Regions from separate parts of the Homo sapiens genome. Here region 2 is linked to region 1. Evidence: chromatin contacts called from ENCODE Hi-C data. All regions are on one chromosome and are shown on one strand. The core of a region is the stretch at or near the end of the contact, and the rest is flanking DNA. Distances in the headings are between cores, read along the strand shown.

The links. A loop is a pair of places that touch in the nucleus more often than their neighbours do. Pooled maps may share reads with other maps.
Region 2: a map of gastrocnemius medialis shows a loop between it and region 1 (4-fold over the local background). The contact joins two enhancer-like sites. A Hi-C loop is called at or near these places in 14 of 168 maps with a recorded cell type or tissue (CD8-positive, alpha-beta T cell, DLD1, astrocyte of the cerebellum and 9 more) and 9 of 50 pooled maps.

The regions. Positions count from the first base shown.
Region 1 is chr17:15,500,794-15,504,603 of GRCh38, reverse strand. All of the region lies in intron 4 of TVP23C-CDRT4 (TVP23C-CDRT4 readthrough), which reads left to right. It also overlaps a transcript of TVP23C not described here. Among named protein-coding and RNA genes, the nearest start is that of CDRT3, 32 kb to the right of the region's middle. Within about 2 kb of position 1,648, at least 19 of the 41 ENCODE cell types and tissues checked have a DNase peak (open chromatin) inside an H3K27ac peak, as active enhancers do; they include gastrocnemius medialis and psoas muscle, where a contact is called at or near this core.
Region 2 is chr17:15,409,619-15,413,428 of GRCh38, reverse strand. No RefSeq gene overlaps it. Among named protein-coding and RNA genes, the nearest start is that of CDRT4, 56 kb to the left of the region's middle. RefSeq lists an enhancer at 3,167-3,667. Within about 2 kb of position 1,671, at least 10 of the 41 ENCODE cell types and tissues checked have a DNase peak (open chromatin) inside an H3K27ac peak, as active enhancers do; they include gastrocnemius medialis and psoas muscle, where a contact is called at or near this core.

The DNA of each region.
Region 1 (3,810 bases), core at 399-2,898:
GCCAAAGCACGAGACCCTGTCTCTTAAAAAAAAATTGTCTTTATTAAAATGATTCTCAGTATCCTTCATGCTACTGCAGCTGATTTCCAAAGCTGCCTCATCTTCCGCGCTCTCAACTCTTAATAAACCCATCCAAAGCGCAGCTCTTCTCTTCCAGCAACTCCTTATTTTTATGTTCATATCCAAGTAAATCTTAGCCTTGTCCAGAAGCAAAAGCCCCATGACCACGACTTCAATTCTGCCTCTCTTTTCTGGCCACTGCCTCTGTGTCACCAAACCCCAGGGACAAATTGGCAAAGACAAAGGTGGCTCTGAGAGGAAAAGGGAGGGAGAAAGGGTGTGAAACCCCACACATCATAGTCTTGTTCCTGTTGAAAATGCAGGAATATAAAGCCCAGTACCAGAGCTTCCCATTATTCAGGCCTAGGCTCCTGGTTCCTGGGCTGTCTAGTGGGTGAGGGCCCAGGGCCTGGAGGTGTTTCAGGATCCTCAGGCCTGATTTGGTGGACAGGACCATGTTCAGGGGAAAATGTGGGGATAGGGCTGCATGCTTGCTCTCAGGAGACTGGGCTCTTTTTTCTGAGTGTCCCTGAGAAACCATCCTTAGGTATTGGTACTACTCACAGGGTTGTGCCTAGCTTCCTGGCTTTGGAACTTCATTCACTTCCTCCCACCCTTCCCAGCCCTTCCATTCCCCCTCCCAAAAGGCTGACACCCACTCCTCCTAGAACCCTACCATAACTCACCATCCTACAAGAGCTTCCTTCTGTTTGGGATAGAACTTCGGTGGCCTGCATGCTAGCCATGAAGCCTTACGATGGCCTTTTCCTAACCATAACAACCACTTATTTCCACTTCATTTACTTTACATTTCCCTCTCCTCATAAGATTTCAGCAAACCATATACTTATAAGTCAACTTGCACAGAATCTCCTGCTAGCTTATTTTGGTGAACACAAAACTGAATGCAAAAATCCCCATCCTTCAAAGAATTTGACATTCTAATGTCACCAATTTTTCGACATGCTAATGCCAGCAATTTTTTTTGAAAGTTGAAATAGAACATAATAAGGCAACAAAACGAGACTAAGAGGGTTCTGCACCGTGTTCCAACAATCTTCAGTCCCCTTCACTGTTCATGTCTAAGCACTGAGGCGTTCTAAAGCAGGTCACCTTTTGCCTCAAGGACTTTTCTTGAAATATCATGGTCTTGCTCTGTCGCCCAGGCTGGAGTGCAGTGGCGTGGTCACAGCTCATTGCAGCTTCGACTTCCTGGGCTGAAGCGATCCTCCCATCTCGGCCTGTCAAGTAGCTGGAACCACAGGCGCGCCACTACACCTGGCTAATTTATTTTTATTTTATTTTTTGTAGAGACGGTCTCGCCACATTGCCCAGACTGGTCTGAAAGTCTTGGGCTCAAGAGATCCTCCCGCTTCCGCCTTCCAAAGCGCTGGGATAACAGGCGTGAGCCGCTGCCCGGGCCATCCCTCGAGGAAGTTTCATCAGGTAGACATTAATTCTTTCACGAGGATCACGGATCGAGCTCTTTACTGGAAACCTGCGCCCCGCCTTAGTTCTCCACCTCTTCGTGCGGCTCCAGGCAACTGCCAACAGATGGCGCCCGCCCGCCTATTTCTCTCCTTGCGGCTTTGGGCCTGGAGGGGAGGTGGGGAGAGTCCCAATAGCAGAGGAACTGGTGAGCCCGGGCCAAAATTTCATCTGGCATCCGGAATGCATTAAAAACAACCCACAAATCTGAAGCTCCTCGCAGGAGAGAGAGAGAGAGAGAGAGAGGAGAGAGAGGAGAGAGGAGAGAGGGAGGGAAGAGAGTGACGGAGAAGGAGAGAAAGAGACGGGAGAGAGGAGAGAGAAAGAGAGAGAGAGGAGAGAGAGAAAGAACGAACGAACAGGGAACTTGTAAAACTAAGGGGAAAAGGGCAGAAGAGAGGCAGCAGCGTGGTCCCTGCAAGCGTCCGCTTTCCTGGCCAAGCAGCCCCCAGCACGCCTGCTTTGTGGGGCAGGGCCATGCGGCCCCGAGGAAGGATGCGGTGAGCCAGAGGGTTCCAGACAAAGGAGGGGATCCCCAAGGCTCTGGGCCAGCCAGTCCCTGTTTTACTGGCACCACGGTCCCTCCTAGGCGAGGACGAAGAGGGAAGGGGTGGAGACCTCCACCTTCTCTGCGTGTGGCTGCGTCCCTTTACAGAATGACAGGCCCTTACTTCCGAGGGCGGGGACTAATGTGTAAGGCTTAACAGATCCAATTCCAGAAATTATCTGTGTTTTTTTCAATCACCCTCTTGTGCCCCCCCACCCCCCATTAAATTTCATCTTTTATCTTTTTTTGGGCCTTCGTAATGAAAAGTGGTTTTAAAGGTTGACCAGTTTTACTACTTAGTGCCTAACAGGCTGAGTGATTATACCGTTGAAGGAGGTCACAGCGGGAAGGACATGGAGAGAGATGGGGGGTCTGAGGCCTGGGGAGTGAGGTCTGGTTCCCTCTCCTCCCCTTGGAGCCAGAGGGCACCTTCGTGACTAAGAAGGGAGAGGATCTGGCCTTGTGCAGCTCTGCCCACTGAGAGGTAACACCTGTTCTCCAGCTGGGTGGCAGCTCCCTGAATCAGGCCAGTTTGTACTTTTTCACCTAACTCACATGATTTCCACTTCAGTCGCACTACCGCTGGCTGCCCCATTGTGGACAGCTTCATTAACCTCCGTTGCTCCTAAAGGCAGTCTTTTGATGGAAATGAGTGGCGGAAAAGGCTGAGAGCAACCAGGCCAGGCTCAGCCCACTTACTTACTATAGTTAGCCTCTCTGTTATGCCTCACTTACCCCAAGGACTCTCTGAGGAGTGGCCATTAGTCCTACAGCTCCTGAGTGCATATTGTGGCCAGTCCCACAAATGTGAAGTTCTCTTCTTTCCTCCGTGAGTCGTTGGGTCAAATAGAACTCTTGTTAATAGCTCACCAAGTCAGTTAAAGATTGGGAAGGTGGGCATTGTGAATTTGGGATTAAATAATGTCCAGGTGGTTAGAATGGACTTAAAGAGAAATAGAGAGGAAAAGGATCTAGTGGTCATAGTGAATCCCAAGTTGAAATGAGTCAACAGGAAGGGACAGTGATGAACAGGAAGGGACAGTGGGAAAACCCTGACAGAAATGCTTTAGCTACATCCTGTACCTTCCCACTTTTATTAGAAGATGCTTGATTTTTGTTCTAAGAAGGGAAATATGTATTCTAGGTTCAACAAGTTATAAATTCCTTAAGGGCAGACATCTTTTGCATCTCTCACCAGGTTTAAAAATTAATAATTGTGGCCAGGCGCGGTGATTCCCACCTGTAATCCCAGCATTTTGGGGGGCCGAGGTGGGCAGATCATGAGGTCAGGATTCCAAGACCAGCCTGGCCAACATGGCGAAACCCCGTCTACTAAAAATACAAAAATTAGCCTGGTGTGGTGGCGCACGCGTGTAATCCCAGCTACTCAGGAGGCTGAGGCAGGAGAATTGCTTGAACCTGGGAGGCGGAGGTTGCAGTGAGCTGAGATCACGCCATTGCACTCCAGCTCTGGGCGACAGAGCAAGACTCTGTCTCAGGGAAAAAAAAAAAAAAGAGTTTACAAGACATTTTCACACATGATAAATTTTCAGCAAATTCTTAGTGAAAGAATGAATAAGTAAATTATAGAATTAAAGTGATCTCACAAGTTCAAAGAGGTCAAATAGGAAGTCTACCATAATAATAAGCATATATTGCATGGCCTGAATTGTCAACCTTCCATGGCTGAGATCACTCACTTCTCCTCTTTATTT
Region 2 (3,810 bases), core at 422-2,921, 91 kb after region 1:
TGCAAATCTTTTGCTGCACCTAAATGGCTAGAAGACATGGGAGCTCCTTCATCCGGATCAAAGCAGCATGTCCTTCCATGATAATGCAGTCCCTCCTCTCAACTTTCCTCAGGCCGAACCTCTCTGTGCCCCTTTGTCCAGCTGTCCATCTCCGCCCCACCCTTCAGCTAAGTGACTCTGCATGGCCTGAATGTACCTTTCATTCCTCAGTCTCTCCAGCTACAGACCGTTCCCTCAGAATCTGTAGCAGAGAACCCACGCTTTAAGGAGCAGATGTGTCCCCATGAGGGTTGGAGGAGTCCCCTAAGAAAATGAGTCCACGGCCCAATTCTGTCCAAGGGCAGGACGGGGCAGGAGCAGGAAGCTGTCTGCAGGACCATACACAGCGTCCTGGCCCACTTGTGGCCCTCCAGGGAAGCAGATTTAAAGCAACATCAGCTTCAAGGAAGGGGTTTGAACCCACCCATGAGTCTCTGCTCCCTCCTCAATCCCTACTGAATTCAGCAGAGAAACAGAAGCCTAGGACAAAACTCTGTGCTGGCTGAAAACAGGGAAGGGTGAAATCACCAAGCCTGAGTTCTGGGGAATTTCTGCAAATTCCTCAGATGAGGGCAGAATGGCCTGGACAGCTGCAAAGTGAGCACGTGTGAAAGAAAAGGGAGGGGCCCCCAGAGTGACCGCCAGTCACTCTGGGGCTGGCACCAAGGGTGTGCGCCGGCCATGGGGCTGTCAGTGCGCATGGTGGTGGAATTGTGTCTCCTCCACCCCAGATTGGCACGTGGAAGTCCGAACCCCCAGTACCTCAGAAGGTGACTTCATTTGGAGATAGGGTCTCTATAAATGTGATCAAGTTAAAGTGAGGTCATTGGGGTGGGCCTTAATCCAGTGTGACTGGTTTCAAACAAAGGGGAAATTTGGACACAGAGACAGACATACAGGGAGAAGGCCATGCCGTGATGAAGATGGATCCATACGCCCGGACAGGGGCCCGGAACAGCTCCTTCCCACAGTCCTTAGAAAGGACCTGCCCTGCCAGCATCTTGATCTTGGACTTCCAGCCTCCAGAATTGTGACACAGCCAATTTCTGTTGTTAAAGCCAGCCAGCTTGTGTCAGTTTTACAGCAGCCTTAGGAAACTAATCCAGATGGGTACCCTGGACCGGCACCCAGGATGCCAGTGACGTGGAAATACTGTTGCTGGGGCTCACGATGAGATGGTGGAGTCCCTGGAAAGGGGCTGCAGAAAACCAGTGAAGAACGACATTGCTCTTGAGGGCTGGGCCTCTGGTTTTTGTCTCCGGGGATGGATTAGTTGAGATGAGATTTTCAGCTGAAGCAAGAAGGCCCAGATTTAGTAGAATCACACTGGATTAGGGCCCATCCCAATGGCCCATCTGACTGCCCTTCACTGCTCAGCAAAGACAGGGTGGGGCTGTCTCCTGATCTTGCCAGATGAGGTGGAGTCCTAGGGAGTTCTCAGCTGACTGGATTTCCAATTTTGCAAAACAAAATTTCAGATCCAACTAAATTTGGGCCTTCTTGCTTCAGCTGTAAGTCTCATCTCAGCTAATCCATCCCCAGAGGTACAAACCAGAGCCCCAACCCTCAAGAGCAATGCCTGTCTTCACTGAAGGTTTTCTGGAGGAGGAGGCAAAGTGCGTGCTCTGCTACAGTTTCTTTTGATGAATGAGGTCTCCACTTCTTCCACTTCCCTTCTCTCCTCCTGCTCCAAAGGCCACAAGACAGAGCAATTGCTCAATGCCTTCTCTCTCTCTCTCTCTCCTCTCTACTTCTTTTCCCCCCTAAAATCCCAGCTGCACCTCTTCTGCCCTACTTTCCCTCCCCTTCTCTGTTCCAGCTCTGTCCACTTCCTTCCCCATTTTGTGTATTTCCCCCGTTTTTGCTAGCGTTATGCTCTTCCGTATGCAGATCAATTTAGCTTCTCTTTGCTTTTTCTAGTCTCTTCTGCAGCCTTTGTTTCAGTAAGAACAACAAAGGCAGCGCCAGGAATCAGCTGGACCAGACTAGAGAAGATTCCTTCCTCATTTTAAGGAGGAGGTTGCAAAGGCATCATTTTAAAAATATAAAATTATATTTATGTATGTATGTTTTTTAGTCCCGGTCACATAGGAAAAATATAAACTTTACCTTTTCTCTTTGTTTAGGCCTAAAATGTTCCTGTACAGAAGGCTTTAGTCTCAGAAAAAACTTTGAGTTCCCCAACCAGAAACATATAAACCTCTTTATTTTTATTTATTTATATTATTTTAGACAATATTTCGCTCTGTCACCCAGGCTGGAGTGCAGTGGCGTGATCACGGCTCACAGCAGCCTCGACCTCCCAAGCTCAAGTGATCTTCCCACCCTAGCCTCCCGAGTAGCTGTGACTACAGGCATGCACCACCATGTGCAGCTATTTTTTTTTTTTTTTTGGTCGAGACGGGGTCTTGATGTGTTGACCAGGGTGGTCTCGAACTCAAGTGATCCTCCTGCCTCAGCCTCCCAAAAGTGCTAGGATTACAGGCATGAGCCACTCCACCCAGCCGTAAACCTCTTTAAATGGCTACCAAACTTAACTACCATCTTCTCTCAATGCCACTGTTTCCTTTACAACATTTTCCGTTTTTGATTTAACATATAATATGTGTTTCCTTTAGAAAAAATGCACAGAGAAGCTAAAAGAAAAGAAAATTAATTCCACTACTTAGAGATCATCACTGCTAACACCTTGGTATATATCCTTTTAGATTTTGTTTTATTGAAATATACACATGAATATATATTAATCTGCCCAAGAATATATATTTATAAAAGTGGGATTAAACACATACTATTTACATATTTATGAAAATGGAATGAAATACATACTCCTTCATAAGCCCTGCCGTCTTTCCACATCAACACATTTATTTAAAGCATCATTTTCAGTGGCTGCCCAAGTCATGGTGGAGGATCAGAGGCAAATCCTCTTCTTGATGAGGATGAGGAGTGAGGATAGGAGAAGGAATTAGAATCCGTGGCATTGCCAAGCCTGGATGCGCAGGTGCTCATGAAATAATTGTTGATGGATTAAGCAAAACATTAAAGGAAGATTTCTCAAAGAGGACAGCTAATTTATTCGGGATGAATTATAACTTTTTTAATAGAAGGATTTTAGATCGTGGGAGAGTTGGCCTGAACTGCCTTGAAGCATAATATTTCCCAGCAACTCTGCTCACTCAGGCATGCAGACTCATTTTAAATTTGAGTTTAAAAGTCCTACATCTAACGGCCAGCTGCCAGAACTCACTAATGAGGGTGTCCGTGAATCTGGAGGGCCTCTTCACGGAGATGGCATTTGGGTGAAACTCTCAGGCTTGTTCTACGGATTCAAGATATTCACTAAATCTGGACATACTTGAGGAACCACCCACACTTTAGGGAACTTTTTAAACCAAACTTTCTGGGATTTATGCATCACCACACAAAAATTTCCCATGACTTACATGACCAAGAGGGAAAACAATGCTGGTTTTCATAAACACTCAAATCTCTTGGCTCAGGACACAGTGGCTGAGGAGACACCATGAACTGAGCAGAATCATACGGGCAGCCACACGTTCTCAGCTGCGGTCGGGTGCAGAGGCACCGGCGCTGCCGTCTGGCACAGGTCTGCGGGATGGCCGTGGCGGTGCATCAGAGCAGGGTGGTAGAGGTGCTGTGTGTCTTAGTAAATGGCCTGGGGCTGGAAATTATTGCTGAGATAGCTGGCGTTTTTAATGCGTATTCCAGGCAGTCTGGGGGCTTCCGGCCAACCTATGTGAACTTAAG